Linked DNA regions of Homo sapiens: region 1 is linked to region 2. The links are chromatin loops, found by intact Hi-C in ENCODE. Cell type or tissue: heart left ventricle. All regions are shown on one strand. Links, peaks and the distances in the headings refer to the core of each region. The heading gives the core; the rest is flanking DNA. Region 1 holds the start of LOC107984328 (a long non-coding RNA gene). Region 2 overlaps ALKBH3 (alkB homolog 3, alpha-ketoglutarate dependent dioxygenase).

Region 1 (16,319 bases), core at 4,947-12,946, 55 kb after region 2:
GAGCTCCAACGAGAGCCCAAAGAAAGGCCTAACCAAATGTGCCAAGGAGCTGAGAGAAGGCTTTCCAGGGCAGGGGAACTGTGGCCCAAGCCTTGAGAGAGGGACAGCAGCCATAGGGTTCAGGTGCAAATAGGGCTGGGAGGAGATACAGTGAGAAGAACTGGAGAGGAGTTGGGGAAAGGATGCCAACAGAGGAGCCAGTCATGGGCACTTCAGAGGGCAGAGCATGTACTAGACACTGGGATGTCCACTCTGGCCTGAACGTCGGGGAGGACAATGGAGTGGCAAGAAAGGAGATGGCCTTGTGGAGTTCGAATTTAATCCTAAACCTTATGGGCAGCCACTGGAGGACTAGGAAGGAAAGCAACATTATCTGATTTGTATTTTAATAAGATCACCCAGGAAACATGTGTGGGCTGGAGTACGAGGCAGAATCAGCTGATAAATACTCCTAGTCCAAAAAATTTGTGGGCATAAACACCGCCAAAGAAAAACCAATCATTTTTAACTCTGAGCTTCATTTAGACTACATTTTTTTTGCCCCTTTGATCAGAATTAATAAGAGGTTCTCTTTCTATTCTACTTCAACATTCTGATGTATTCACACAGAATGACGACTGTGCTTTCCCTCACAAACATTTGAGTCTTTATTTTTTCATCAAATTCATTCAAAGTTTAAACCTTGAATGAATTCATATGACAAAACACAATGACAGATGAAATGACAGTTTATACTTCATTATTAGGGAAAAACAAAAGTTTATCAAAATAAAATATTTCAGAAGACAAATGCTAATGTGTTTTTACAGTAGCTTCTAGTCACACCAGATTACTAGGTGGAAAATCTGGAGAAAAGATCTTTGAGGGAAACAAGTTGTGAGAATGAGAGAGGAGACAGTCTTGCTTATTAACGGAATTTTAGAAATTGATTGTCTGTTCACAAGGCCTAATGCTACCTTCTGTCACTGAGACACTTACAGCTTCTGGTCACTCTGCTTATAGTCAATCACCAATGGACCTTTTTAGGATTCCTGCCTAGTCGCAATAGGTGTTTACAAACTATTCAGTTAATAGTGTAATTACAATTAGATTCATCAGAAAGAAAATGGTATACCATTGCCTGGCATGTGATACCTTCCCATGAATACCTTCTCATGGAATGTAATAGCTTCTCAAGAACATTTTACTGGTGTCCTTGTTACTAAAATACAACATATTCTACATAGAACATTCGCATTACTAACATTAAAATGACTGGTGTCAAGGAAAGGGGAAAAAGAGAGTACAGTAATTTAGTATAAAATCCAGGATTCTAGAACACATGTCCTTCCGAATGAAACCTATACATATGGGAAGCTGCAAGTCAGAAATAACACCAAGTGGCTATGACATCTAAGCTTCCCTTGGATGAAAGCTCAGGTCGGGGTTTAGAGGAAGCAGGCTCTTAGATGATCCTGGAAGATGAGGAAACAGTCATCCCCCCTTCCTTTCATTACCATTCTATCTCACAGTAGGTGACTTAGCTCCCACCAGTATCTACTCAATAAAAAGGTTTAGAAGCTACATCTACATGACATTTACACCCATCTTGATGCTCTACAGGCATAAAGGAGGAAATGGAACTAACCAACCACCTTCTGGTTCCATCACTCCCTGAGCACAGATGGATCCAGTAAGTGTTCAATGTTGACTTACAGGCCTGGAGCAAGTAGCCTAGTGGTTAAGAACAAAGGCTTTAGTGCCAAACAGACCCAGATTTGAGTCCCAGTTCAACATGGGCAAGTGGCTTACCCTCTCTAAGCCCCAATTTCTGCAATTAAAAATAATAATAATCATCATCACACCATTGTATGAGATTGTTATGAGATGCAGTGAAATGATACATATTAAAGTGTTTAGCACTGTACCTGAAAAGTATCCACTCAAATATTCACTATTATTATTTTGATCGATCATTTGTGGCTTCAGGATACAAAAAGTGAAATACTTGCCTCACAGGAATGAAAGCCACAATGAACACCAGACGTGCACAGAGGTGGGGTAGCTGATAGGCAGGAGCAGCAAAGAGGTACAAATTGCAACTTCTCCCAAGACATTTTTTAAAAGTGCCTGAGCATGGAAATACTATTTCTTTCAATTGAAGAATGGTTAATTTGAAATTGCCAACCATCAAAACTCCTATATTTGCTTTCTCTCATATTTTGTGTTTTCACAGCATTATATCTGCTAGCTACATAATAAACTCAAAGGTATATAAAAGTTAACTCAAAATGGATCAAAGAGCTAGAACTAGAAAACTCTTACAGGAAAACAGGGGAAAAGCTTCATGACACTGGATTTGGCAAGCATTTCTTGGATTTGACACCAAAAGCACCAGCAACAAAATAAAAAATAGATAAACTGGACTACATCAAAATTAAAAACTTTTGTGAATAAAAAGATATTATGCAGACTAAAGACAGAATAAAATGGCAACTCACGAAGTGGGAGAAAATCTTTGCAAATCATGTATCTAAAATGGGACAACATCCAGAATATATAGATCATTCCTACAACCCAATGACAAGAAACCAAACAACACGATTTTATTAAACATATGCAAAGGACTGGAATAGACATTTCTTCAAAGGTGATAGGCAAATGACCAAATAAACTCATGAAAAAATGCTCAATATCACTAATCATCAGGGAAAAGCAAATCAAAACCACAATGAGATACCACTTCATACCCGTTATGATGGCTATTATAAAAAACAAACAAAATAGAAAATAACAAGTGTTGGTGAAGATGTGGAGAAACTGGAACTCTGCACACTGCCAGTGGAAGTGTAAACTGGTGTAGCTGACATGGAAAATAGCTAAGTTCTTCAAAAAATTTAAAACAGAATTACCATATGACCCAGCAATTCCACTTCTGTATACATATACAAAAGAATTGAAAACAGAGTTTGCAAGAGATATTTGTACACTCATGCTCATATTAGCATTATTTACAATACCCAACAGGTAGAAACAACCCAGATGCCCACTAACATGTAAATGGATAAGCAAAATGTGGTCTATATACAATGGCATTTTATTCAGCCTTGAAAAGGAAGAAAATTCCGACACATACTTCAACATGGATGAACTCTGAAGACATGCTAAGTGAAATAATCCAGTCACAAAAGATCAAATACTGTATGATTCCACCCATATGAGGTACTAAGAGTAGTCAAATTCATAGAGATAGATAGGTTGCCAGGGGCTGGAGGGAAGGGGAAATGGGGAGTTCATGTTTGATGGGTACAGAGTTTCAGTTTTGGAAGATGAAAAAAGTTCTGGAGATGGACGGTGACAATGGTTGCACGATATGTGAATGTACTTAATGCCATTGAACTGCATATTAAAAATGATGAAAATGGTAAATTTTATGTTTATTTTACCACAATTAAAAAAGAGAGAGATGCCGATAGTCTCGGTCTCTCAAAATAAAACCCTAAGAACTTAAAAAGTATGCTTCAGCTATTTATACTGCATTTAGTTCCACTTTAGGTATCCCTACTTGAAAATTCTAGGGGATAATTTTTTAAAAATCTAGACAAGTGCATTAAGGAAAAAGAAACCACGTTTTTAATGGTGTGCTAATGTCACATTCACTTACTTAGGAATATGATTTTTTTTGTTATTGCCAAGACAGCAACAGTTGCTCTGGAAACCACACAAAAACAGGGATACTTAAGTGAAACAAACTCCACTCACCTGCACAAAGACGCCCTTGCTCCTATACTCCTCATGGAGGCACTGAGAGAAGAAATCTACAAAAGTCTGGGAGGGGAGTGGGAGTGAGAAGAAAACACACACATTACATCAATCTGCCTGATTTGTAGCCATGGAAACAAAATAATAAACTAATCATTTAATGCTATAATTTCTCATCATTTTTTTCATTTCAAACGCAGAAGAGAACTTAGAAAAACACCTGAAAACCTCAAGCTGTTTTTATCTGCCACTAAATGAAGTATTATATTACCAAATATAATATCCAGATCAAATTTTGATTTAACTGGAAAAGGCTTTTCTTATCTTTTTCTCCCCTCAGAAAATTACTTTCCAAGAAAAAATATTTTTCTCTTATATAACAAAAGACTCATTTCATCTCTCCACTTGCCACTCAAATAGAAACACAAGATGAAGTCCATTCAACTCTGTTCTATGGGGATTTTGTTGTTGCTAAAAAGAACAGAACAAGCATCCTCTTGGTGCTTTGGGATGACAAGATCCAAGAAGTATAGAGGTGAATGTGACAGCCCATCTTCTTCTGATAATACAACCTTAAATCTATTTGTAAAATACAATGTGCCATTTTTCAAATGTGGACGCAACCTCAGACTAGAAATGCAAAGAATCAAGTGACTTTTCAAGGGTCCTAATTAGTCATAGTTTTGTAGCCATGGAGTAGAACAGATAAGTTGAAGTTCACGAATCCCTTCAAGAAACATGGCATTCATTTTAAATTTGCCTACAGTATGTTCCCAGATACAGAAAGTAGATTGTAGGGGCTGGGAGGTGGTACCAAGCTTTTCAAAAGACAGTGGTGACTGTTTTTTCACATGAAAAAGAAGTCGGAGTTTTGCTCTTTTCCTTCCCTGAAATGTTTCAAGTTCTTACTGTACATATTTTTGTTTATTTTTCCCTAAAAGCCTGCTTAATTTCAACATCTAAGTGATCATTTTCCCTTCAGAGATGTATTCAATGCCTCAACAATGTATCTGAAGATGACGCCATTGACCTGCAGGCAGTAGGAGACTCATTCTAAATTACTTTCCTATCAGTAATGTGAAGAGGTTAATGGTGATATTGTATGAAATTATGACATTGTCCAGAGAGTTCTGGAAAATTCTTGTCTCACCCCAAAAGTGACAAAGAATATCTATGAATCCTGGACAACATGGCAAAATACACTCTCGCCCAGTCTATCTTGTGCCTGCTATGTACATTTACACATTGACTAGATGCATTTCTTCTATGCTGTGTGAAGTGGACTCATTCATGTATCAAATCTCCAATCTTAGACTCATTAACATCATGTTCTAATTAACTAAGCTATCTGCCTAGGTCACCTGTCTATGGAAGGCACAAGTATCACTTTCAAAATCAGTAGAGTGCTGGGGGGAGAAAAACAGCATCTGTGAATCTGATATCCTGGTGTCCCATTTGTAAGTTTACATTAAGTTTATTGTAAGTATATAGTATGTCTCCAACTCTGGTTCTTTTGAAACTCAAGTAGGGTATTTTCCTTTTCTTCTCAGTCTACTGGAAAACTGCCAAGAACAGAACTTCAGGAAAGTTAAATCTACGTTAATTTCTCAGACTAAAAATTACCCCTTATTACTATATTGACATGATTTAAGAAAATATTTTTTACCTTGGTTGCAGAATAGATGGTCAAGAGTGGGACAGGGAGCATGCCACTGCCAGATGAAATGTTCAGAATAGCCCCTTTGGATCTAAAAAGGAAAATGTACCGTGTAAAAGGAGTGAAGCCACAGTATGCAGTTGTTTGTGAATTACAGATTGAGATATATAATTATTCGAAACAGAATAATGTAGCTGTTTTTCTACCACATATCTCTCCCTGCCTTTCATCAGTATGTGCTATGCTTGGTCAGTAAATGAGACATAATTCAATCAACTAAAAATAGCTCTTCTTCACGATTAGCTCATTTCCCAGTCTTAGTAACCCAGGGCATAACCAGATCAGATCTCCAGTCTCCTCGAGTTGATCTCTACCCTCTGAGGTCTTCTCTAGCCACAGTGCTGAGAATTTTTACTTACAGATCTTTTATATTCCCTGCATACACCTTTATTTTAACATATCGTCACATACTACTTTACTGTAGGATTTAATCATTCTATGTATATAAACATTCTCTCCTCCCCCCAACAAAACCATAAGCTTCTGGATATAATAGCCCACTTTCCCTCAAAATATTCCACACGGTACTGAGCACATAACCAACAGGTACTTAATAAAACTTTCTGGCAATGAGTGAATGGCTATGTCCTTTCCTTGGGTTGTAGATTCTACTTCTACTGTCTACTTCTACTTTCCCTGGGTTGTAGATACTTGGGCACCAACAAAGAGTTGACTCTAAAATTATGTGACTCTAGTTCATCAAACTGTGTCTTTTGCCAAAAGGCAAAGCTCAACTGTTACTGTAACTTTTAGAGACTACTGAAAGTTTAAAATCAAAGTTACCAGGAATTTCTAATTCTACAAAAAAGTGAAAATTAGCTTGAGAAAAGCAATGCTATAAAGATACCAGTTGTTAAAAAGTATGTATAGGTTAGGTAAAGTGTAGAATTATGGTTTAGGAGTGTCACAGCTACCATATCTTCCCCTCAAATCCATTCTTCTCAGAGGATTCCCCTTTTTCAGCCACTGCAACCTGATCCCACCCACCTCCTATCTCCCATACTAGGTTCCTTTCCTTAACCCACTTTCTCATTGTTCTTTGTCTGAATTTACTTCCCAACACCTATTTTTTTAGCTTAAAAAAGGGACTATAAAGACCCCCTTTATGCAAAATAATAAAGGATACATGATTAAATGGCATTTAAGTTATTTTAGGCATAAATCTGAAATGAAATAATCCCCAAAAGTCACCCGCTCCATCTGCCAGCCTCTAGGTGAGATGCCACTTCAACCATCAAAGGGAAGTGGGAGTCCTCAGCTTAGTCTGTGTCACTGGAAAGAAGTTGTTGTTGTTGTTTAACAGAAGTCCTTATTAGTATTATGTGCCTTCCTAAACTGTGAAACCCATTAAGATTTTGATGATAAAAATTACATTTCAAATTTAAAAATATTAGGAGGGTTTTGAATAAAGTTGGAAATAAGTAGTCAATGGGTTAATTATATCATTCTGGTATTTTTTGTCTGTGTCTTCCTCAGAAGCAGAAAAGTCTTTTCTTTTTAAATTTTAAGGTAAGAATTTGTATCAGGAGTTAGAACCCAACAATTCGAACATAAAAACTGGTAAATTAGCAATGAATATCTAGTCCTTTCATTTTATCTATATTTCTGAGAAATTCCTTTGATGAAAATAGAAAAACCACTTTTGTTACAGGAGATTTTTAATTTAGTATTAATTTGTAATATTTAAAATATCTTTATCTTTTTTGGGGTATTGATAATGTTCAAAAATTAGACTGTGGTGATAGTTGCACAGCTCTGTGAATACCCTAAAAACCATTAAAGTGTATACTTTAATGGGTAGATTGTTCAGTATGTGAAATTTATCTCAACAAATCTATGAAAAGAGAGAGAAAAATATTTATGACATATTGGAATGTATCACCTTTAAACTGGGAGCAGATCCCAATCAAGTGAAAACTAAGAGAGCTATTGTATCGTATGCAACACAATATGCTTTCTAAGAAGTAACCCTCAATCTTGACAAGTCAACCCTTCTCCTGCATCCTAAGCATCCTTGTAGGTATGGGTAGTGTTTTATTTTAACCTTTTCTCACATAACTGGGAACAGCTATGTCCAAACTCATTCACAGCAAGTGAAGACACAACTAGTTTGAAGTAGATGCAGAAAAATGAGGCTTTCCACTGAAGCTGCAGCCTATCACTGCTTGGCCTAACAGCTGGATTAAATGCTCCATTATACTCAAGTTAGCTGGGGTTGTTATATGTGCCCTTGAACAGAAACCTTACATTTTAAATTTCATTTCTCGCTAACAAAATGCAATTTAAAAATCTGTAAAAGGTAAAATTTAACATTATCAAGTGCACTTTAAAAATTAAATCTTGACCTGATCAAAACAGACCCTTAAAACTTCACTCACCAAAGCAATGATCTAAGTACAGGAAAAGTCATTTAAAGATAATAAAAGTTCCTTTCCCATATTAAAATACAATACAGATCAATTATCCAATGTCACATTCATGCAGTCATCCTCCCTTACTTGTTTGCTCCTTAAGGCAACTAAGATTTTGTTTCTCAAGTATTCTAATCCTATTGAAAACTTCTAGGAGGTGGAGTTGCTTTGAATTAGTGAAAAGTCAGAGTTTGAGGGTACTTCATACAAAATACAGTATTTGCATGCTAAAACACATGAAAACAAATCTAAGACTAATAAATGATAAAGCAAGAATGCACTCGACCTAAGTAAATAAAAGAGTAGCATTTAAAATTGTACCAAAGTGACAGTAGAGAAAATAGCCCTTCTACAAATCTCTGTCCTACCATTAAGCTCACATATTTGTCTAACAAAAACCTTCCTCCCACACCCACACACACAACAGTGTAAAACTCTCTCGCTCTTTCTTTCCAAAGGCAATAATATTCAACTTAGTTCTGTCTGAATCACAGCTAATATACTGGTGTAGCCTGCCTCAATCTTTGTACTGTATACAGTATCTGTTCTCTATGTAGAAACGGGGCTGAGCATTTGGGACTGCAAGGCACAAAAGACTCGCCCTTTAAATCAACCGTGTTGTCTAGCTCTAATCCTCCATCTAAGCAGAATTAGTGACGTCAAACCAGTTTCCATGGCACAGCCAGACTCATGACAACTCTGTTATATCAAGCAGAAGGACAAAATGGGCTGCGCTTAATTGCACACAGAAACAAACATGAAACTAAACCCTGGTTAATCTCTCATTTTCTGGGGACTCGGGAACAATTCTAAGATTGGAAGGTACATTAAGAATTTTTGCTGAAGTTCTATAATGAAGACTCATGTTGCTCATACTTCAGCGCATTTTCTAGTTTGTTATGACAAATATCCAAATAAACAAGTCAAGCAATGTTTTCTGTAATGCAACATTCTTAATTCATTATACTGCTTACTTGCTAACAGCCACACAATGCTGTCTCAGTGGTACAAATTACTGAGGATCTACTAGAACTAAAATGTTGCGAAAAAACCCAAAGCAGAAAACACCAATTGCTGACAGGAAAGTACCTTTTCATATAAACATATTCTCTTTAATTACTAGTCCTCCCACAAGCCAGACATTAAATTCGCCCAACTCTATAAAACTCAGTCCCTCACACTTACAGCTTCCTATAGATATGCTCTCTCATGGAATTCCCTCAGACCTGTGAAATTCCCAATAAGACTCCCTTAATTGTCACCTGGATTAAAAAAAAATTGCCAAGCCTTTATTTTATAAGTGCTTTAATATTCTATCAGACTGTTGTGGTATCCTTGTCCACACCTCTATAAAAATTCTACTGTCATAGAGGACGTAATAGGTCTCCTTTGAAGTAAGTCACTGTTTTCTACCTTCCTTAGAAACCTCATCACTGTCCCACAGTGCAGGTGGGAAGAGAGACCTGCTGCTATGAGGAACCGGAACTGCAGGGTTAATCCTAGTGGGGACTGCTAACTGCATACAGAATTTGATTGTAGCCAAGGAAGAATGTACAAAAAAAAAAAAATTCCATCCCAATTCTTCACATTTCCACTTCATATCAAGGAGTACAAAAGCAGGCTCTTGAGGGGGAGGGTTGTCATTATATATATATATTAAAGCTTAAATATAATACTGAAATTGGCACAGACAGTTCTGTAACAGATGCTCACGAAGACTGAGAAACCTATAAAAATAGAGATCTATGTCAAAAAGAATCTTAGAACATAGGGGTCAGGTGTATAATTAGAACCAGCAATCCAAATACTTACATTGTACAAATATTGCTTTGTGGAAGAAAGTTTGCAAACATTCAGCACATGAAAGAGAATTACTTGCCCTAAAACACCATAACATGTCATAATTCCACCTTAAGCAATACAGTTATGAAAGGGGCTATTTTTAGCTTTCCCATGGTTGTTATGGCAACCACCTCCTGGCTCCAGCTGTACACAATGTTTATAATTCCAGGGAAGTGAAAAGAGCAACTTTCCTCTATAATGTAATTATGTACTTTCTACATCTATGGTAACAATACCTTAGTTTGATTATAGGTATTTGTTTAGCGATAGTCAGTTGGCCCTAGGCTATAGTTCTAGAGGGTTTGGAAAATCTCCCACATCAGAGGTGGAAGCAGTGGAAGGAAAACAACAACAAAGGATCATGATAAAGGACTCTGCTGTTACTCAATGGAGATACTAATGCTATGGAAACCAGCCATAGGAAATAAGCCATTTGGGGATGGTGTAAAGAGCAGGCTATAATGAAACCACTTATAATATGTAAGGTAAGAATGCTTTCAATATGATCTGCTAACTTGGAATTTTTCTCTCCTCTTTGGGCATACAGCTAATATTTCTGGCCTTCTGTGCAGTAGTTGTAGCCTGTGACTGAGTTCTGCACAATGAAATGTGGGCAGAAGTGAAACTTCCCTTAAAACCATCTTTACTCTCTTGTCTTTCATCTGTCAGCTGGATGCAGAGAACTCCAAGACCCTAGAAAATGATGACGCCCCTAGATGGAAGGAGCCTCAGATCCTGAATGACGGGTAGAGAGGGGAGGGAAAAGTAAACCTTTATGTGTTAAGCCACTGAGATTTGGGAGTGGCATGTTTCAGCAGGTAGCTTACCTTGACTGACACATCTAGTAACTAAGTTCTTTAATTCAAGTAGACATAGACGTTCCTTTTCCTAACCAAAAGTATTGATTCATAACATCCACATATATTTCTCACTAGCTCTTAAGACGTATCAAAATGGTAATGTGGTGTCAGGTTCAGTCATAGCTTCTGAAAACTTCCCACCATTTCTCAACCTCAGTTTAAAATCAACTTGATCTTTCCTTTTTTTTTTTTTTTTTTTTTTGAGACAGGGTCTCGCTCTGTTGCCCAGGCTGGAGTGCAGTGGCACTATCTTGGCTCACTGCGACCAATGCCTCCCAGGGTTCAAGTGATTCTTGTGCCTAAGCCACCTGAGTAGCTGGGATTATAGCTGTGTGCCACCACGCCCAGCTAATGTTTTTGTACTTTTAGTAGAGATGAGGTCTTGCCATGTTGACCAGGCTGGTCTTGAATTCCTGGCCTCAAGTGATTCACCCACCTCAGCCTCCCAAAGTGCTGGGATTATAGGCGTGAACCACTGCGCCCAGCTTCAACTTGATTTCTTAAAAGGCAAGGATCCAACTCATCCTTGAGACGCTTGACTAAATGAATGCCTATTGAATGGATGGACTCTCCTTTTTTGCATTGCCTTTATGTAATGCTCCAGCTGTGATCATGGCTGTCAGGTCTACAGAGATAGCAGTGAAGTTCCCAGCTTCTTGGTTTTGTATTATTTACTAACTGTATAGCTTCATAGCACTCCATCTCTTTGGGCCTCTATTTTTTCATCTGTCAAAGGAGGGAAGTTACTGTCAATTAATTTAATGCACTGGATTTCTGTGACTCTTTGACTCTAAGACTTTATGCTGTAAAATGATTTTGCAACCATTATCTCTTTTGATATGGTTTTCATCAACATAATTAAAAATTCCTTTTACAATACCTCTGTGGTTTATAAGTGTTTCTTTTTTAATGGATAGATTTACTATTCTGAACCAATACCATGTTACCTGCAGATGTCAAAACTAGGATTAAGGTGATGGCCCAAATTTAATCCCTCCTGGGTTCTACTTTGCCCCAACTCTACCATCTTCTAGGGTTCTGGTCTGGTCTAACCACTGCCATTTATATATCTGACCATCAGGGGTCCACTCCCACTGGCACCTAACAATAGGCAGTTTGAAGATTTTAAAGGGAAGTGTTACTAAAATAAAACAATTAAAATACACAAAATAGTGTATATAAAATGGGATTACAAGGAGCTTTGCTGAGAAACTGTTTCTTAACTAGTCCCTGTAGATGCTCAACAAATGGATTCCTAACCTCAGTTTCCTCATCTGTACAATGGTGGGAGGCTATCAAAGTTAAATGAGTTAACACTTACTAAGTTCCTGGCACTTACTATATACTCAATAAACATAAGCTGTAATCCCTGCCTGGAGTAGGTCATAGAGGTTTCCTAACAGAAGTAGGGTCCTTGGGTCTTCCCTTTTCAAAGCTGTGATTCCTCTGGGTCTCTTCCAAACTCATAGTTATTTTGCAGAAAAAAAGATGACTACGATGCCCTAAATTCAGCAAATGATCGAGCTAGCTCAGGATGCAAGCCCAAATCTTTTTAGCAGCTTTTCTTTGAAGGCCTAGACATCATTCAGATTTTTCCAAGGAAGAAACAGCTTAATTACAATTCTACACTTCATGCTATTTCAGATAACAGAAATCTACAACATATTTCTCAATCAAAATGAAGACATTCGGCATGTACTAGCAGAACCAATTCAAACTGGAACAAAGATGGGGCGAGTGGACATTGCCTTTTCCTCCAAGGGTTGGTTTGACATCTTATAATCACTTTATATAACAGCCATTCTCCCAGTAAAAAGTGAAAAACCAGAGGAAGAGGTCTTGCTTCATCCAACTCCACTGATTTTGGCTTTGAGAGAATACAGCTTTAAGAAGGTATTCCCGGGAATATCCCAGGAACTCTATCCGCCCCCTCAGAATAGTAGGCAATTGAGTTAGTGATGGTGACTCAGGCAGGCTTTTTCATCCTGATCTAAAGGAACCACTACAACCCTAGAGAGAGAAATAAAAAGGGAATCGAGTGGAAAAGGCCTCCACCACCGATGACTCATGCTCTACTGTGACTCGCCTGGTACATCACTCTGTGGCTAAGACATGGAGGCTTGGTTCATTAGTCACTTCAGTGATTTTTTCAAAGCAAGGATTCTCCCTCTAAATAATCATGAGCTCTGCTTCCACAGTGTTTGTATGTGAGCTTGTGACTCACCTTTCCACCATGCCAGGCAGTACCAATTGTGTCATCTGCAAGAGAGAAAGCAAAACATTCATGATGGCCAAGGATGCAGGCAACAGAAAAAGAGTGAAGAAAACTCACCCACACTAAAAAGAAGGGAATCATGAAACCATTCACCACTTCTACAGACAGCAGGTTATTTTCTGTACACTGTAGAATGTGACTGTGTCAAGAGGGCATAAAAAGGAACCAGCTGAAATTACTGGAGAGAACACAGGGAATACTTTAATGAACCTGGCTAAAATTAGTCTTGCCTGAAATGTAATACTGGCACAGAGTTCTTCAAACAATGAAGGATTTACAGTGAAAATCTACATTTCCCAAAATGCATTCTCAGAAAAGAATATATGTTATCAGAAGAAATATCCTGCCTACCAAGATGACTTAAGCTTTCTAACCTCAAGAGCTCACATAAACTTTTCCAGCCAAAAAAAGTCTTTAAAAGAATACGATAAAGTGGTAGGTTGGCAAAGAGTAAGTGTAACTTCACATTCATTTCTCTTGTTGGTCTAGTTAGCTGTAAGTAAAACTCATCCTTAAAGAGAGTTAAGATGTGATCTCTAGTAACCAACATGAAAAGGTGACATCTGCATTTTTTAAGGACTCCATAATTGTTGACTAAATACATATAATGAGAGGGGCTATTTTTAAACTCTGTTTTGATATATTATTAACCAAGAAAAGTTCAGAAGTCCAATGGTTTAGTCAAAATCACCTCACAGTTAAATACCGAGGCTGTAACGTGAATTTCTGACTCCTGGATATCATCAATTCTCTAAGAAACAGATGCTGTTTTGTAATAATAAGGTTTCAATGCATGCTAAGCATAGAAATTTTGTTGTTTCTATCTTGAATAATACTTCATATTAATTAAAGTAGACAGCATTCTGATGAGAAGGGAATTTTGTTTTCCTAGAAATATTCTGAAGAAATAAAATGCCAGCCAGATTTAACAAGGTAAATTCTGCTATGTGAACATCCAATCCAGATGTATTATGAACAGCTTTGTATGGTAGTACAGATGTACATCAGGCATATTAACAGTGGTGGGTATTTTATTGTAAAGGATAGATTATACAAAACCCTAACAGTATTTGAAAACTTTTTTTTTTTTATTTAGCACATTTCATCAGGGACCATAATGCTTAGCTAAAGTATTATAAAGAGTTCCCCCAGCATTTTGTGAAGGGAAGCTATAATTCAGTTCTCCAAAGTTCTGAGATCACCAGAAACAGAATAAGGAAGGAGACTGGTAATAAAAATGTCTTTACCCAGGTGTATGTGTGTCTGTGTGTGTGCGTGCGCATTTGTATTAAGGAAATGAGATCTGTTAACTATAAAGCAGCTAAGTGGAGTCCAGAAGGGGTAGCCACTGCCTGTTTGGCTCTCTTAAACAGTCCCTCTTCTATTTCCAGTTGGAATATTGGGGGCAGGGAGATGGGGGAATATCAGGAGCTATTTTTTCCCTTATACCATATGCATGTCATGTATATATTAAATGTCTGCTTTCTGAATGGCAAAAATTATCTAGAAAATCATGAGACAAAACAAAACCCCATAACATAAAACCATACTTACAAAATTATATCATGGCATGCTAAACATTAAATGTTTCCTTCATCAAGAGGCCTTTTATGTAGGGACATGTTCAAAATATATTCTTTATATATATGAATTAAAACTCAAGAAGTTTTAATAACTTGACATAAACACTGATTTCAATGCCTGGCTATTAAAGGCCAGAAATATTTGCTGAATGCTCAACGACTAGAGGATTCATCAGCAAAGACACAAGTTCTCCCCTGCAAAAGTTAATTTCTTTCTCATAGCTCATGAGCTCCTCCTTTTACATTCTGACTCTAAATTCTCTGTCCTTGTCATAAAATGTAACATCTTTTTTTAATCTGTCAAATAATAACAATGAAAAGCCTGAGAAAACTTAACCTGAAATCTGCATGCTTTTATCAAATTGATTAATGCCTTCATCTATAATGAAATTATCTTTCCTTCTAATCAGATTATAAGTCACAATAAATTGAATTTCAAGCCTTCTTTATATGAGTATGTATATACAAATCGTTAATATTCTACGCATTAGTTAAGAGGCTTCGTTATATTCAGATCAAATTAAATTTTCTTTAACACCAAATTTTTATAGGATTTTTAGCTAAGTTATTAGTAGAGTTATCTGTAAGCATCAGCTGGTATCTTGATATTTGGTTATTTATATGAATATACCAGGCATTTCTGTGAATTGTCACTATCTATCTGAACTCCATTTCACAGCTCACAGGCTGTTTCTGGAGTTAACTCAATGCTAATATTAGGCCATCTGCAGGTGATAATTGCTGCACCAGAAAAATTTTTGTTCCTCTTAACACACTTCTAAAAAAAGGTTACCATAACTTGCAAGTTCAGTGGTTAAGAATATTAGACAAGTAGTAGTAAACATGATTTCCAGACCCATTTTCTTCCCCATTGGGACTGTTTCCAAAAGTGTATAGCGAACAATTTTAATTCTTTCCTAAGAAGTAGACAAAAGTGGCCGGGCGCGGTGGCTCACGCCTGTAATCCCAGCACTTTGGGAGGCCGAGGCGGCGGATCACGAGGTCAGGAGATCGAGACCATCCCGGCTAAAACGGTGAAACCTCGTCTCTACTAAAAATACAAAAAATTAGCCGGGCGTAGTGGCGGGCGCCTGTAGTCCCAGCTACTTGGGAGGCTGAGGCAGGAGAATGGCGTGAACCCGGGAGGCAGAGCTTGCAGTGAGCCGAGATCCCGCCACTGCACTCCAGCCTGGGCGACAGAGCGAGACTCCGTCTCAAAAAAAAAAAAAAAAAAAGAAGTAGACAAAAGTTTCTACAATTGTGCTTCTACAACAGTGAGAGTGTGAAATCCTTGTCCTTGCAGGGAAAGTGTTTCCTCTTTATATACATATATATTTTCAGTGACAGTATCATTAATCCTCACCACAAGAAAATCCTAGATGCCTAGAATCTAAAGGGGATAGTTTAATATATATGTTATATCACACTTAAGGTATTGTTATCACTTTATATGCAAGCTAGCCAAAAAGTATACAAATATATGAGGAAAAATGAATGTCTTGATGACAGCTAAATTTAGAATTTGATTCAATGTCAAGAGTAAAATATTTACTAGTATTTACTGGTATAGCAATGTATATTCTGGCTGGGAAATAAATAAGAGGCTTATTTCGCTTATACAAAATCAAAATCAGTACTATTAGATTAAGATTATTTAGATGATTAGATTATTCAGCAAAAATGCATTGGCTGGCCTAGAAAATCCTTGAAAATGTTATATTAAAATGTAACCATCTGCAGTTACGACTAAAAGTGACTTAATTTCTTCTTAGTGTTTGTATATATTTCTCATACTTTTGGCAACAATCTTGCATTGTTTTTACAATTAGAAAAGCCTCCACAATCTTATTTCTAAAAGAAACCTAATATGAATAAAACTTTTTCTGTTTT
Region 2 (16,319 bases), core at 6,009-14,008:
AATCTTTTAATTGGTATAGAAACTACTTTTATTTCAAGAGAGCCCTTGTGCTCTGGTTTGATTTTGTGCACAACATATACAAAATCTATGGCTGTTGAGTTAAGGTAGGATCAGAGTTAAAACTACCTGCCAAGATAGTTTTGGGATGAAATGACTATGTTTACCATCTGGAGAGCTATTTGCTCTCTAGAGGTGAGAGGAGTCCATACAATGTCTCTGCTCGGCGGGAGGGTGGAGCTGGCTGTCCGAGGAGGGGCGGCCATCTCCTCTGCACACTAGGTGCAGGTGGTGCGGCACTAGCTGGAAATCATGGAGCTGGAGTGAGACTGGCTGGAGAAGGTGGTGGTGCACTCAACTGGGAGAAGCCACTGTGGCTGGACTCCAGGCTCGTCATGGAACCTCTGAAATCCTCGGAGCCTATCACTTTGGCGTAGTACATCACTTTACAGTTGTGCGAAGAGATCTGCAGGGACGCGAGCACATCATCCACCTGGGGCAGGCTGCTGATGGTGCACACGGGCATGCTGTGGAATTTCCACTGCAGGATGCAGAGGCCCGGCCACGTGGTCACATGCGAGCCCTGCACGCCTTCTCCTTTGCAGATCAGAGGCAATTCCACCATGCTGTAGTCACGGCCCCACTGCCAGACTTTGTCTATGAGCTGCACATTGTTCCCACCTGGAGAGGTGGGGCCCCTAGGGAGTCCTTTTTGGGTGGCTGTGGCGACCTCTTGGAGTGATAGATGTTAAAGACAATGTCCCCTTTGTACATGTCAAAATTCCAAGTGGTGACTGAAGAGGCATCCACAATCTGAATGAGAATCTTGTGTGGGGCTCCTTTGAAGATGCTTGCAGAGTGGTAGATGGTCTCAGTCCAGAGCTTGAGGTCTTCATTCTCCAGCTCCTCCATGGTCCAGTAGAGAGATTTGGGGACCAGTCCACCCTCTGGCACTTTGCACATGCACTCTCCACTCAGGAAATCTGAAATAATCTATCAATGTAATCCAGCAGGCCTCCAGGACCCTGGTAGTCATTTCCTGCATAAATGAGGAATTTCCTTCTGGTGTTGTCATCAATAAATGGACTAACCAGCGTCCAGAGCACAGGAAATACCCTGGGTGACCGCAGGATGAGAAGTCGGCCCAGTCTCTTAGGGTAACTGGCCTTCACCACCTCGATGATCCACCGCAGCACTTTGACATCAGGTCTCCATAAGTGGCGCATGTTCACCCCTTCCAAGTCCGCCAGGCAGGTCCATGAGCTGATAGGCCAAACAAAGACTTTTGTATTCTCTTCACATCGCCTTAGCTCTTCTTCATTTATGGAGAGAACGTATCTCAGCAGGGCTTCCTCCCCGAGTGCTCTCACCAAGCCGTTGGTGTCCATCTGCCCCAGCCTGAGCATACAGAGGGGCCACCCATCTTTGTCGTGATGATGCCAGCCTCCCGTGTAGTAATTCTGAAGGACCTGTGGAACGGCCCAGGTAGCAAGAATGTAGTCTACCTGGTGCTGCTTCCTCCACGCCAAAGATTGACAAATGATCTCTCTGGCTTTGTCAATATTAAAATCCCATGCACATAGGAACTGAAGAATATGCTCATCTTTTGGAATTTCACCCTTGTGGGTCTCCTGGAGCCACCCGTGAAGTCTAATGAGACAGCTCTCCTGCAGCGGAGTCAAATCGCCCAGGTATCTCTTGATGTAGTCAGCATCTAGTTTGTTATCAGGGATGCCCACCACGGGCTCAGGTGCACTGGGGCTGCTGAGGGCATCGCCACTCAGCCCCTCCTTGAGGACAGCATCTGGGATGACAACAGCCATGGACGCTGCTTGTTTCTTGCAGGATGACGAAGATGTCTCTGAAGAGGGCGTGATGGAAGGTGGAGTCCAATGGGGCACAAAGGTTATGCCTCCTTCTAAATGGCGAAGGTAGTATTCAATAATTTTCTTTCCTTTTTTTAATATTGCTGGTATATTGTTTCATTGCAATTTTTTCCATGGTACTTTCAAAACCAAAGAAAGATTTAATATCTAAACTTGCAGACTGTTCAAAACGGGTCCAATCTTCATTTTCAGGGTGAACGGTATAGCAATTGGAAAATGTTTCATTATGACCCTCAATGTGCAAAGTACGTTCCCGAGAATTCAGTGAGTTCTTCTGGACAAAATAAACGTAATCAACTCCTGCAATCTTCTTCAGCAGTCTTGGTGCATCTACATCCAGCTTGCAGCGCCTTTCAATGACATGAACAGCCCCATCTTCACTCTTGAATTCATTCACAGTGTCACTGCCCATGAATGTCGGAATCAAAGGACACGTAGGGAACCTCCTTTCATAGGCAGCCATAATTAATTTGAAGGGGTATTTGTATACCCTCACTGGTGACTGGTATTTTTGCACCATGATTGTAATACAACAGCAATCCTTTCACACCTGTCTTGCCAAGGATAATCATTAAGTATGGTATTTTAAGCTGAATATGGTGAGAGGATATTAAAACTTACAAAACTGAATATTCTCAAGGAGCCCAAAGTCTAGTTCTTGTCAGAATGGCTGGGCCTGGGATGTGGGGTGGCGACGGGCGCTCATACCAGCAGCTCTGCGGAGCAGTCGCGGTTCCACTAACAGGTGCTGACTTCTTAAAGGTTAGTTGCAATATGGAATCTGAAACCATGTCAAACTTTTCATATTATTTTATATATAAAGCCACTGTCAGCCAGGGCAATAAACTGAGACCCCTCTCTATAAAAAATAAGCCAGGCACAGTGGCACGTTTGTTGTCCCAGCTACTTAGGAGGCTGAGGCAGGAGGATCGCTTGAGCCCAGGAGTTCAAGGCTGCAGTGATCTAGGATTGAGCCACTGTGCTCACTCTAGCCTGGGCAACAGAGCAAGACCCTGTGTCTCTAAAAAAAAAATGCTTTAAATAAAAAAAAATAATAAAGCCATTGGTCCAGCCTACACTTTGAATAAATCTTTAACCTTGTATGGTTTTGTAACATCAACCACTGGTCATCTGGAAAATATTAGTTCACTAAGTTACACAGATCTTCTAAATGCTGACACATTTCATTATAAAATAACAAAAAAAATTCTCATCCAACAATATTACCACTGATCTCAGCAGAAAAGCCTAAATAATGGGAAGAAGTCAGGCTCAAAGTGACTGTGATGGTTAATACTGAATGTCAACTTGATTGGATTGAAGGATACAAAGTATTGATCCTGGGTGTGTCTGTGAGGGTGTTGCAAAAAGAGATTAACATTTGAGTCAGTGGGCTAGGGAAGGCAGACCCACCCTTAATCTGGTGAGCACAATCTAATCAGCTGCCAGTGAATATAAAGCAGGCAGAAAAATGTGAAAAGGAGAGACTTGTCTAGCCTCCCAGCCTACGTCGTTCTCCCGTGCTGGGTGCTTCCTGCCCTCAAACATCGGACTCCAAGTTCTTCAGTTTTGGGACTCAGACTGGCTCTCCTTGCTCCTCGGCTTGCAGACAGCCTATTGTGGGATCTTGTGATTGTGTAATTAATACTTAATAAACTCCCCTTTATATATATACGTGTGTGTGTGTGTGTGTGTGTGTGTGTGTGTATCTATCCTATTAGTTCTGTCCCTCTAGAGAACCCTAATAGTGGCAGATACCAGTTTTCTAAAATTCTAATTTTTGCTTGAAAACCTAACTTTTATCATTAGTAAAAAAAATCTTGTCCATTGTTTTCCTTGAAGTGACATTCACGTCACTCATTTATGAGGAAATGTCTGCCAAATACTCAAGTTTGAATAACCACAGTCGGTCTGCCCGTTGTATTTTAAGCAAAAACAATCCACAACAAAAGTAGCTAGTTCAGCTTACAGCTCAAACAATCACACTTTAGTTTGTAGCTGGAGTACTTTAGGTACACTTTTAATTTCATTAAGAAGACTATTGGGAAGACACATACTCAAAGACCAAGATTTAATAAAATGAATAATGTTTACTACTTCATCAATAGACATTCTTAAATGAAACTGGCATTTTTTAAAGTTTACACTGGAAGCGCATGATGATGACGAACACAATGACTACTAGCAGAGTTTGGTGACAATGGCTTGATTCATGCTAAGGTGCTGGCAGCTTTATCCACCATTACCATCAGTGCAAACCCAACACAGTGAAAATACCATACAGACTTAGTATTATTATGAAAATAGTTTTACTTGTAGATTCCCAAAAAAGGTTTCATGAACCCTCTCCAGGGATCTACAGATTATACTCTAAGAACTGTTACTTTAGGGAACTCCTTGAATGTCTATTGCATTAGTCTGTTCTCATGCTGCTAATAAAGACATACCCAAGACTGGGTAATTTACCAACAAAAAGAGGTTCAATGGACTGACAGTTCCACATAGCTGCGGAGGCCTCACAATCAAGGCAGAAGACAAAGGAGGAGCAAAGTCACATCTTACATGGCAGCAGGCAAGAGCGCATGTGCAGGGAACTCCCATTTATAAAACCATCAGATCTCATGAGACTTATTCACTACCATGAGAACAGTAAGGGGGAAAATGCCCCCATGATTCAATTATCTCCACCTGGCCCTGCCCTTGATACACGGGGATTATTACAATTCAAGGTGAGACTTGCGTGGGGACACAGCCAAACCATATCATGTTATATGTTTCGCAGTGAAGAAACAGACGTTCAGCAAAGGAAGGAATATTATTGTTACTATTATTAAGTATATCCCATGGTTGTCAGGTAAAACTGCCAGGGAAGCTTACATAATCACTCAGCTTTACTCTGATGTGAAAACCATGGTTAAAGATGGAATTCCTTGTTGTGGATACTACATTATAATATTATATTCTAAGCAGAGGATTTTAAAAAATAAACAGCAAAAACAACAAATAGTTGGCTAATGGGACACCTGGGGAGACTCAAGAAGCCTCCAGAAGTTGGAAGTTTCTTTATCTCTTGTTCTCCTTTTTTATTGTGGTAGAAAAACACATAACATGAGATCCACACTCATAAAACAAAAATATTAAATAAACCTTTGTTCAAGAGAATAAATTCCAAAGTGAAATTCCAATAATAATGTCAGCAGGCTGTATTTCCTATTTACTTTACAGCTTTAAATTTATCTTCATAGCGATAAAGATCAGATGCTAGAATTACACGCTTAACAAGAAAAACAAGAATGTAAAGGAGGAAGATGGGCTTTTTTCTCCAATGTTACTGGGAATCTAATTAGCACTTCCCTGACTTGCTCAGGGACTGAATACTGAGATAGCATAAAGTTTGTGTTATGTTTCTAAGTAGGTATTTTTTTTCTGGGTTATTTTTGGTACTGAAACAGTGAGAAAAGGAAGAAAAAAGGGGATAATGAACTAGAGGATTAATTTAGACTCTCCAACCAATACTCTATATTCAGATGCCTCAGAACTGAATGTCTAAATTAAAATTCAGCATTATCTCACTGTTCAGTGAAGACATTTTATCCTTAAAAGACATTTTAGGAAAAGAATACAAAAAATATGAATCACAGAAGTGAAAGGACCTATTCAGTGGATTTCAAACAGTGTTGTATAGAGTTCTAGGTACCTCAGAGGTACCTCTGGGTCTACAGGAGAAGAAAGGAGAGGTCAAGTTGGTGGGACTCCCAGCCAGTCAAGGCTCTGATCTGTTTTATACACTGGGCTCATGTGAGATTTAGTTTGAACAAAAACTAAAACAAGTTTAAAAACCCATGACTGAAATTGCTTATTTTGTACGGGATATTAAGCTTCAGGTAATGACAATTTTTAAACTAAACAAGTACTCCCAACATATATATACATACATTAGTGAATCCACCTTTAAAAAATTCTGAGAGGTCGGGGTGTGGCCGATAATCACAACTATTAAAGGAAGCTGAGGCAGGAGGAGCACTTGAGCCCAGGTGTTCAACACCAGCCTGGGCAACATAACAAGACCCTATATCTAAATTTAAAATGAACATAAATAAAAATCTGAGAAAGGGTAGCTCTTTTTTGTTCAAGACAGTATATAAATGAACTAAATATATCACCAATAAAGGCAAAGTTATGAGCCAGCCAAATCTGAATTAAAGAATTCTAATTTGACCACATTATGTTGTCCAGGCTGGTTATGAACTCCTGGCCTCAAGCAATCCTTCCACCTTGACCTCCCAAAGTGTTGGGATTATAGACATGAGCCACCACACCTGGACTATTTTATTGTTACAGAAAAAAAGATTCTCTAGGTATATTTGTCTAAAATAACAAGATTGGAACCAAAACATGGGGTAGAATTATCAAGAATTTTAATATTCTTCCTGTTTATGTGCAGTTTCTAAATTTTCAATAAGCACATACTACCAACATTTAAAAAAAAGGATTGTCATAAATTATTTTGAAGAGTTGTCAAAATGTTCCCAAAATGTCGGACAATAAGAGGCTACTTTACTCAGCAGATCCTGTGTTTATTCCCACTGGTTCTTAACCAGGGGCAATTTTGCCCCCCCAGATGTTTAACAATGTCTTGAGTTGGTTTTGGTTGTCACAGCTGGGTGAGGGGTGCCACTGACATCTAACAGGTGGAGGTCATGCATACTGGTAAACATCCTACAATGCAAGGGATAGACCCACAAGAAAGAATTATCCAGCCCAAAATGGCAATACTACTGAGGTTGAGAAATCTTGTTTTAAAAGATTAACTAGAATGAATGAGAAAGAACTTCCCCACAGCCCATTTAATCCTCAAATTCTCTGCTATGACTACTGACAAGAAGATAAATTAACTCTGACAGAAACAAGGAAAGCAGGCTATGTTGGACTGGCCTAATTCTATTATCTCCACGTTTCAAAATCAACCTCAGATATAAAGGGTCTCGGCACTTCCCTGGCTCACATTCTAAATGCAGCCCTTGAAACCAAAGCATGCAGCTATCTCCTTACGTGAAAAGGCCATGTTCCCTCAGTCAATGTTTTCTCCCTGAAATTTTAGTAAAGTGGTAGCTTGCAATTACAAATTTCTAGAAGCTCTGAAATGTGTCACATTTCTGTGTATCCCAATGCCATAAGCAAAACTCCATTTTCTTCAAAGTCTCTTTCAATAAAACATAACATTATTTGCCAAAGGCAAGATTCCAGGAACTAAACAGGGAGCTATTTCTTGGACCTTAACTCTATCCCCTGGATGAGCTTAATTTATATACTAGAATATCTTCATCTACTTTCATGGAAATTTTTTAAAAGCAAAAGCAGCAGCAGAAACAAGCCAAAGCAAAATCAGACGGAAGTCTGAGAACTGCAGCCATAGAATAAATACAAAGTTAACAAGAAAAACATCAGATTTTTTTTCACAAATAGCAAAAGAGCCTGAGAAACAGAAAAAGGCATATTGACCTCACTCGTCAGTCATAAGGACTCAGCCCCACAGCAAATGCATACCAGGGTGTACACAGAAGGAATACAGCTAGAAAAGCTTGGGAAAGAGGGATATTAGGAGAAGAAATAGTTCATTTTCCTGAAATGCTAGACTCTGGTTCAGTTTACTCTAGTTCTAGTTTTTTCTCATCCTCTAGCACATGAAGGATGACAAGCACAAAGACTCAATGTTTCAACCCAGAGAGGTTTTTTGAACTAGGAACCAGCATGAATCTCTGCAAGGTAATTTGTTGTTATTTTATAGCACTCAACACATAGTATATAGTCTATAAAACCATACCAATGACAATATGTTGACATACGTGAGGATTTGGTTCCATAGTGATTCTTGAATAAGTGTAAGGAAGTTCTCCATACCATGCTGTAAGTCTTGGTTGCTGATAAGTTATATCTAAGAAAGAAAATACAGGCCTTTGAAATGGTTTAATGCTATTTAAGGTGTTACTACTGAGTGCCAACTTTGTGCCTTGCAATGTGCTATGAGAAATACAAAAGAAAAGTAAGAATGGGCTGTGACCCAAAGTTCCACCTTCACAGAAGATATGGGACTTTGCAAGTAGAATGGACAAGAGAAACCACTATGTTGGCAGACACCACATGGGCAAAGGCTCTGAGATGAGAATGTGGGTGACTTGCTTGTATTAGTGATGACATAAACAAGAGAGGGCAAAGAGTCACACTGGGGAACAGTGGGGCTCAGACTAGGGACGGTCTCAAAAAGCAGAATATGGAGACTGAACCCCTGTCTGCAGAAATTTGTGGCACCAACATCCATGTGAGAAACAAGACAAACTGCTCATTCATGTGTGCAATGTTGTGTAAACCTTTTTGATTCAAGGGAGGAAAAAGTGCCCTGACCAACTGTGGCATGCAGCTGATTTTCATCAGAAGGCTTTGATGTTCCAATTTAGAGAAGCAGTTATCCATAGATCTACTCTTTTTCCCATAACTGGTATCAGCCACAACAATAAGAACAATAATAATAATAATAATAGCAGCAGCTAATACTCACTGAAGGCTTACTATGTACCAGGCAATCTCATGCGTTATCTCATTGTATTAACACAACCACCTTATAAGAAAGACATTGTTATTAATTTAATTTTACTGATAAGAAAACCAGGGATCAGAGAGTTACTTAACTGTAATTTGCTTAAAATTAACAACTACTTTGAATGAAAGAGCCAACAATCAAAGCCATGTCTGTCACCAAAAGCCCTGCTGCAGAAACTGTGGGAGTTGAGAGAAGGCTGTCCTGAAGGCTGAGAGAAAGCTGACTCCTATTCTGATGCATGAGTAACAAAAATGAAGCCAGTACAGTTGGTCTTTCATATCTGTGGGTTCCACATCCACCATGGATCAAAAATACTCAAACCATGGATCAAAAATACTCAAAAAATATATAAAAATTACAAATAACAATACCACAATAAAAAACAGTATAACAACTATTTACATAGCACTTACATCGTATTAGGTATTATAAGTGATCTAGAGATGATTTAAAGGATACTAGAGGATGTGCATAGGTTATATGCACATACTATGATAGTTATTTTATTTTTTTTTGAGACGGAGTCTCACTCTATTACCAGGCTGGAGTGCAGTGGCGCGATCTCGGCTCACTGCAACCTCTGCCTCCCGGATTCAAGCAATTCTCCTGCCTCAGCCTCCCGAGTAGCTGGGACTACAGGTGCGCACCACCATGCCTGGCTAATTTTTGTATTGTTAGTAGAGATGGGGTTTCATCATGTTAGCCAGGATGGTCTCGATCTCCTGACCTCATGATCCACCTGCCTCGGCCTCCCAAAGTGCTGGGATTACAGGCGTAAGCCACCACGCCCAGCCACTATGATAGTTTTTATGAAAGGATTTGAGCATACATGAATTTCAGTATCCACAGGGAACAATCCCCTGTGGATACTGAGGGACAACTATATATACTTTGCCTCTTTACAGAAAATTTAAATTCACTCAATGTGCCAGAAAAAAATTCGATGCTAGAGTACAGACGCCCCCAAGTGACCGCCTGTGGTATAACAGGCACTGTTGGCTTGTGGATGCCCGCAGAGATTCAGGTTCCAACTCAGGTAACAAACTGCCGTGTCACTTTTACAAGCTCAGGAGAGTACAGATGCTGAAGCTAGAGGAGACTGGACTCTTCTGGCAAAAGTTAAAGAAGAATACAAAGTCAGCAAGGAGTGTGAAAGAATGTATGCAAAATAGGATAAGAAAAAAAGAAAGCTCTGTAATTTTCTATGAAGAAAGGAAAAAGTTGGCACCATTTGAAGCAAGTCAGTGAACAAACACAAAAGGAGATAAGTATGTCAGCCATAGTTCAGCCAACCAAATTTCCTTTGGTTCCTTGAACTCTCACCTCTATCCTCCTGCCATGTTCTCTCTGATCTCTGGGCCTTCCACCTGCTGTTTCTCCTGCCTGGAATACTCTTCCCTGTCCTTTTTGGCTAATTCTACTTTCTTAGGATCTCAGGTTTTGAATTTCTGTTTAAGACTAGCTTTGGTGAGCAGAAGTGATGGTACTAGGAAACATTCCAGAGAGGGAGAACACGCAGCACCAACTGTGACCTCTGGGATCTACTTACCCTCTCTGATGCCAGTCCTCTGTTTCCAGGGAACATCTTGACAAAGCTGTTCCAATATCCAGTCAGCTTCTTTCACGTCAACAAAGCCAGGATACAAACAGACCCTGGGTGCAGAATGAACATTGTTAACCAAAAAACATGGAAAAGATAAGTTAGACTCTAAATGTTAGTGGAAACAGTTAATCTGGATGCAGCCTCTAATGGGTACATGAAATCATCTTACCACAGCTCCCACAGCAAGCAGAGCCTAACATCACCCAGGTCATGAGGCTCCAGATATAAAATAAACTCCTTTCATGTTGGGACAAATAAAAGAGGCAATGAAGGATAAAGGGATGATAGGTGAGGGCTTTTATAGATCATAATTCAAACAGTATTTCAGTACTGCTTAGCTGTGAAACCCTGGGCAAGTTACTGAACCTCTCTGAACTTTGGTTTTCTCATCTGTAACCTGAGATGACATCAACCTCATAGATTCACTGTGAAGAGTAAATAGAATAATAAGTCCAGGCACAGTGGCTCAAGCCTGTAATCCCAGCACTTTGGGAGGCTCAAGCGGGTGGATCACCTGAGGTCAGGAGTTCGAGACCAGCCTGACCAACATGGTGAAACCCCGTCTACCAAAAATACAAAATCAGCTGGGCGTGGTGGCGCATGCCTGTAGTTCCAACTACTTGGGAGGCTAAGGCAGGAGAATCGCTTGAACCCGGGGGTGGAGGTTGCAGTGAGCTGAGATGACACCATTGCACTCTAGCCTGGGCTACAACAGCAAAACTCCATCTCGAAAAAAGAAAAAAAAAAGAATAACTAATAAAATGCCTGGCCCTGTTTTATTTAAACAATTGGTAGTCTTCTGAGACTATGCTAATTCTAGGAAAAGCTACAGCTCATTATGACTGTATCAAAATAAACACAGCTAATGAGGGTTCTTTCTCCCACTGAATATGTGTTTATTTCAACAATGCCAACGCAGCTCAAAATAATTTTGGATATCTTTCTTAAGATACCTTCTGAAAGCCCACGGAAGATTCTCTTAAACTGCCTTGGTAGCAAATCTTCACTCTTTGAAGGTGCATCTGATTTTGTGAAAGAGCCAAAGCTTACCTGAAGCCGTATCTAGTTAACAATGAGATATGACCAAAACAATAAAACTGGTTTTCTTGAGTGACTTGCTTTAAAATAACAGTTCCAAAAAAGGTTATAACCATGGCAGAGCCATTGTTCCAGCAGAAGCTCCTCTGAAGAAATTCATCTAGATGTGTAAGTTCTATTTGTTTTAAATGTCTCATTATTTTATAGTGACAATTAGTATACTCATGCATTAAGGCGATGTTAATGTTTCAATGTTTTTAAATGTTTTTAAAACAATGACTAATGCCTAATATACCCTAAATAGTATATGCTTTAACTACTGAAATCTATCCTAGGCCACGTATGGTGGCTTACGCCTGTAATCCCAGCACTTTGGGAGGCCAAGGCGGGCAGATCACTTGAGCCCAGGAGTTCAAGGCCAGCCTGGGCAACATGGCGAAACCCCATCACTAACAAACAAACAAACAAAAATACAAAATTAGCCAGGTGTGGTGGCGCACACCTGTAATCCCAGCTACTCGGAGGCTGAAGTGGGAGGGTGGCTTGAGCCCAGGAGGCAGAAGTTGCAATGAGCTGAGATCGTGCCACTGCACCCCAGCCTAGGTGACAGAGCCAGACCCTGTCTCAAAAACAGAAAGACTGCCAGGCGCAGTGGCTCATGCCTGTAATCCCAGCACTTTGGGAGGCCAAGGCAGGTGGATCACGAGGTCAAGAGATCGAGACCATGCTGAATAACACGGTGAAACCTCGTCTCTACTAAAAATACAAAAAAAAAAAAAAATTAGCTGGGCATGGTGGCACGTGCCTGTAGTCCCAGCTACTCGGGAGGCTGAGGCAGAAGAATGGCGTGAACCCTGGAGGCGGAGCTTGCAGTGAGTGGAGATCACGCCACTGCACTCCAGCTTGAGTGACAGAGTGAGACTCTGTCTCAAAACACAAAACAAAAAAAAACAAAAAAAGAAATTTACCCTAGTGTAGCAATTTGTAACATTATACACAATAATCTACAATATGTAATATACATGAAGTATAATAATATAATGTAGCACTCACAGCACAGAAGTCCAGGCTAGGCGCAATTCTAATGTCAAGTTATTATGTGGCACTAAGAAAAAATATTCAGGCCAGACGTGGTGGCTCACACCTGTAATCCCAGCACTTTGAGAGGCTAAGGTGGGGCAGGTGGATCACCTGAGGTCAGGAGTTCGAGACCAGCCTGACCAACATGATGAAACCCCATCTCTATTAAAAATACGAAAAAAGTAGCCAGGCTTGGTGGCACATGCCTGTAATCCCAGCTACTTGGGAGGCTGAGGCAGGAGAATCTCTTGAACCCAGGAGGTAGAGGTTACAGTGAGCCAAGATAGCACCATTGCACTCCAGCCTGGGCAACAAAAGCAAAACTCTGTCTCAAAAAGAAAAAAATATTCAATCTTCCTAGGTCTCATTTCCTCATCTAAAAAACTTGGGAAATAGCAGCTACTATATCTGACAGAAAGGTTAGGAACTATACCTGAAAATATTTTGATGCTAGAAATACTAATAAAAAGGAGATATTATCAAATTTTTGCTCCCCAAGAATTTAAGGGGCAGAAGTTACCTATTTGAAATAAGGGAGTAGACTTTTTTAAACTTTAAGTTTGGGGTACATATGCAGGTTTGTTATATAGGTACGCTTTTGTCATAGGGGTTTGTTATACAGATTATTTCATCACCCAGGTGTTAAGTCTAGTGCCCATTAGTTATTTTTCCTGTTCCTCTCCCTCCTCCCACCCTCCACCCACCGACAAGCCCCAGTGTCTATTGTTCCCTTCTGTGTGTCCCTGTGTTCTCATCATTCGGCTCCCACTTACAAGTGAGAACATGCAGTATTTGGTTTTCTGTTCCCACGTTAGTTTGCTGATGATAAAGATCTCTAGTTCCATCCATGTTCCCGCAAAGGACATGCTTTCATTCCTTTTAATGGCTGCATAGTATTCCATAATGTATATGTACTACATTTTCTTTCTCTAGGGGAGTAAACTATTTTAAGAGACTATAACTCAGTGATAATTACGGTCACTTCTTGTGAGGATTTGCTTACCTAGATACACCTGTGGGTGACAGGCTGATTTCATACACACCCTCTCTGCTAAAGAAACAAAGGAAACAGACTTGTTAGTTTGAGGCAAAACAATATGCTATACCCAGTGGAAGAGTTATCCTTCTGAACTGCCAAAGTCCTGGCTCACCAAAGTCATTTAGTTATGAGAGAGGCATAATCCCCACCTTCTTCTACCACTGAGAAGATCATGGTATATCATTAATGGCACTGGAATGGAACTGTGACAGTATCAGGCCATGGAGACAAAAACTGGGATAAAATCAATTCTGATTCTACTCCTTTATATTTTACCCATAATTGAGGCAGATATGGTCCAGGAATCTATTGCACAAAGAGGTTTCAAATAGAGCACTCCTCTGGAGAATGTGGAATAGGGGATACATTTAACAGGCAGCAAGCACATCTCAGGGCTCTGGGCTTCTGTTGCTTTCAGAGATACACATCTGATGAGGTTCCTCTTCTGATTAAAATCCTTCAATGGCACCCCAAAACTGCATTCAAGGTCCTCATAATGTAGCTCTATCTTCTGACAGCTCCCATAAACTCATCATCCTCCAGCAGCAATCAACTGCTTGGAATCTCCTGAATACACCACTACGTTTCTAACTCCATGCTTTTCCATGCTGAAATGCCACCCCATCACCCGGCATCCCCAATCCAATCCACCTCCAGCTTTGGTCCAGTGGAAAACTCTCATTCACCTTTCAAAAATCCTAGCTTCAGCATCACCGCCTTTAAACTTTTCCTGACCTTTAATCCAGGCAAATAATATTAACCTCTCATCCTCTGTGTTACCACTAGACCTTACAGTCTATTTTTTCATGATGTACAAGATTACAATTTATCTGATTAAATGTCTATTTTATTTTATAGACTGTGGGGTCCTGAGGTGCAAGGAATAGGTAGATTATTGCTTCCCAGTGTCTGCACATAGCAGATGGGCAATAAAGGTTTACTAAATTTAATCAAATGTGGAAATGTATAAAGCTGTTGCAGAACTGCCAGGTGGTGAGGCCCATAATGAGAAAAGTGACACAGACTGGATAGGTATATCTATCAAGACAATTGTGTCAGATCCTTCTCAGAGAGAGACACGTTATAGAGAACACGAAGGGGCAGTTTTCACATCACCTTCTGTCATGGGAGTTAGTGGTTCATGATCTCTGAGCTAGGCTTTTAAGTAGATGTATGAGTGCCTTTCAGCCAAAATGTAGGCATAGCAGGCATAGCTGTCACACATATTTACTACATGCATCGTCTATAATGTTTCCCTGAGTATACAGAGAACAAAATGTTTCAATATGGTGTATTTTTGGCCCACATTCAGAAATGGCTCACTTTAAATATGGAAGACATTTCCGGCTATTTTTTTAAAACCTAGCATAGTTAACTTTAGATAATGAGAATTAACAGATTCTAGGACCAAGTAGGAATGAGTTCTGTCATTTTTCTCCGACAATTGCCTGTTTCTGGGGGGCCGAATGTCACATCTGTAGCTTACAACATGTTTCATGGTTTTGTTTATTCTCCTTCACCAATGAAGGCACTAACACACTTGTTTTTTTAAAACAACCAAAGGCCTGGCATGGTAGCTCATCCCTGTAATATCAGCACTTTGGGAGGCTGAGGTGGGAGGATCATTTCAGCCCAGGAATTCGAAACCAGCCCAGGCAACATAGGGAGATCCCATCTCTACAAAAAATTTTTTAAAAAAGGAGCAAGGCATGGTGGTGTGTGCCTGTGGTCCCAGCTACTCGGGAGGCTGAGGTGGGAGGATCACTTGAGCCCAGAAGATGGAGGCTACAGTGAGTTTTGATTATGCCACTGCACTCCAGCCTGAGTGACAGAGTGACAGCCTGTTCCAAAAAAATAAAAAATAATAAACAACCAAAGACTATTAGCCTGCGACTTTTTCTAAGATATACAAGCCAATCTGCAAGCAGTCAAACAGCATAACAAACAGATTGATCATGGGCAAGAACATATATCTGATGCTAATTTGCTAAGATAAAAGAATAGTTTCTACTGACAATTTATCTACATCAGATGAAAACTGACAAGCATAAAAAGAGGAGTCAAAGCATCTCTCACCAACTTTGGACAAGAACATTTTAGACACAGATCAATATAAGAAGAATGTTTACTATCATTTAAATTGTTCTGGAATAATTACATGGTTTTAATAAATGGACTGTAAGCTCATCTACAGCACTAGCAGCTTTCATAGCATTGCTAGTAAAAAAAAAAAAAAAAAAAAGAGGCAATTAATGGCTTCTCAAAGAACCATGCTTCAATGACTCAGGAAAAATCCCTCTCTGTCTTTGCCTGAGAGGTTTAGCTTACTGTCTACAGATATCGGTGAAATAGGGCCAGGAAATCTACACAAGTCAAAGTTTAACATATGGATATCTTGTTGCATTTTCAATACTATCAGCAAATTCAGAAAGTCTTCTCAAAAGATCAAGTTTAAAGACATTTGAGATGGGAATATCCCAGACTACAGTTAAGACACTTATTGGGCCATTCTCTTCCAGATAGAAAAAACAGTGAGGAAAGATTCCAGGCTCTTCATTTCACTGTGGGCAACAATTACAGGAAGACAGCAAATTACTTACTCAATCACTCGTGGCTCAGGAGCTCTACGTACTACCTGCAAGGAAATAGGCGGATCTTACTTCTGGGATGTTCTTAATCCTCAAGGATACTGACTTACCATATCTTCCCATTTCTGGTCAAAATAAAGTTAAAAACTATCTCTTTTCTATTCCAACTTCTCACTAACCCACTAGAGACCCTTGTCTCCACTCTTCTTAAAACTACTTCACATTTGCTAGTAGACAGTAAAAGAAGATACAATTATTAATAGAATAAATTTTCCTAGCAGCCAGCAGCTCTGGAAAAATCTTGACAAGATTTTTTAAAATAGAAAATATGCTATAAAATAAGGAGTTTTAATAATTATTTATAGGGTTGTTACTATGGCAAGAAACCCAACTTTTTAACTTTTCCACATTATTAAAAAGTAAATCTTCACTGTTTCCTACATTTTTCCTCATGGGAAAAAAGGGCTAAAAATCAGGCATTTTATTGTAA

What was found. Peaks named below come from ENCODE experiments on the same cell type or tissue, not always from the same donor. Only the 100,000 strongest peaks of a DNase experiment are listed, where the experiment ranks them.
Region 1: it touches region 2 in a loop (4-fold over the local background); 5 of 110 quality-filtered maps call a loop at or near these places.

The regions. Positions count from the first base shown.
Region 1 is chr11:43,827,487-43,843,805 of GRCh38, reverse strand. HSD17B12 (hydroxysteroid 17-beta dehydrogenase 12) reads right to left here. Exons shown (of 11, transcript NM_016142.3): 7 at 12,796-12,830; 8 at 5,408-5,489; 9 at 3,742-3,807. It overlaps LOC107984328 (a long non-coding RNA gene), which reads left to right and starts at 9,858. Exons shown (of 2, transcript XR_001748197.3): 1 at 9,858-10,196; 2 at 12,216-14,873. RefSeq lists an enhancer at 12,146-13,345. In heart left ventricle, for the core only: no CTCF peak of the experiment used is centred there; no DNase peak of the experiment used is centred there.
Region 2 is chr11:43,883,540-43,899,858 of GRCh38, reverse strand. It overlaps ALKBH3 (alkB homolog 3, alpha-ketoglutarate dependent dioxygenase), which reads right to left. Exons shown (of 10, transcript NM_139178.4): 4 at 15,842-15,876; 5 at 13,206-13,253; 6 at 10,031-10,134; 7 at 7,730-7,818. It also overlaps the pseudogene SEC14L1P1. Among named protein-coding and RNA genes, the nearest start is that of ALKBH3, 11 kb to the right of the region's middle. In heart left ventricle, for the core only: a CTCF peak has its summit at 9,453; a DNase peak (open chromatin) is centred at 9,458.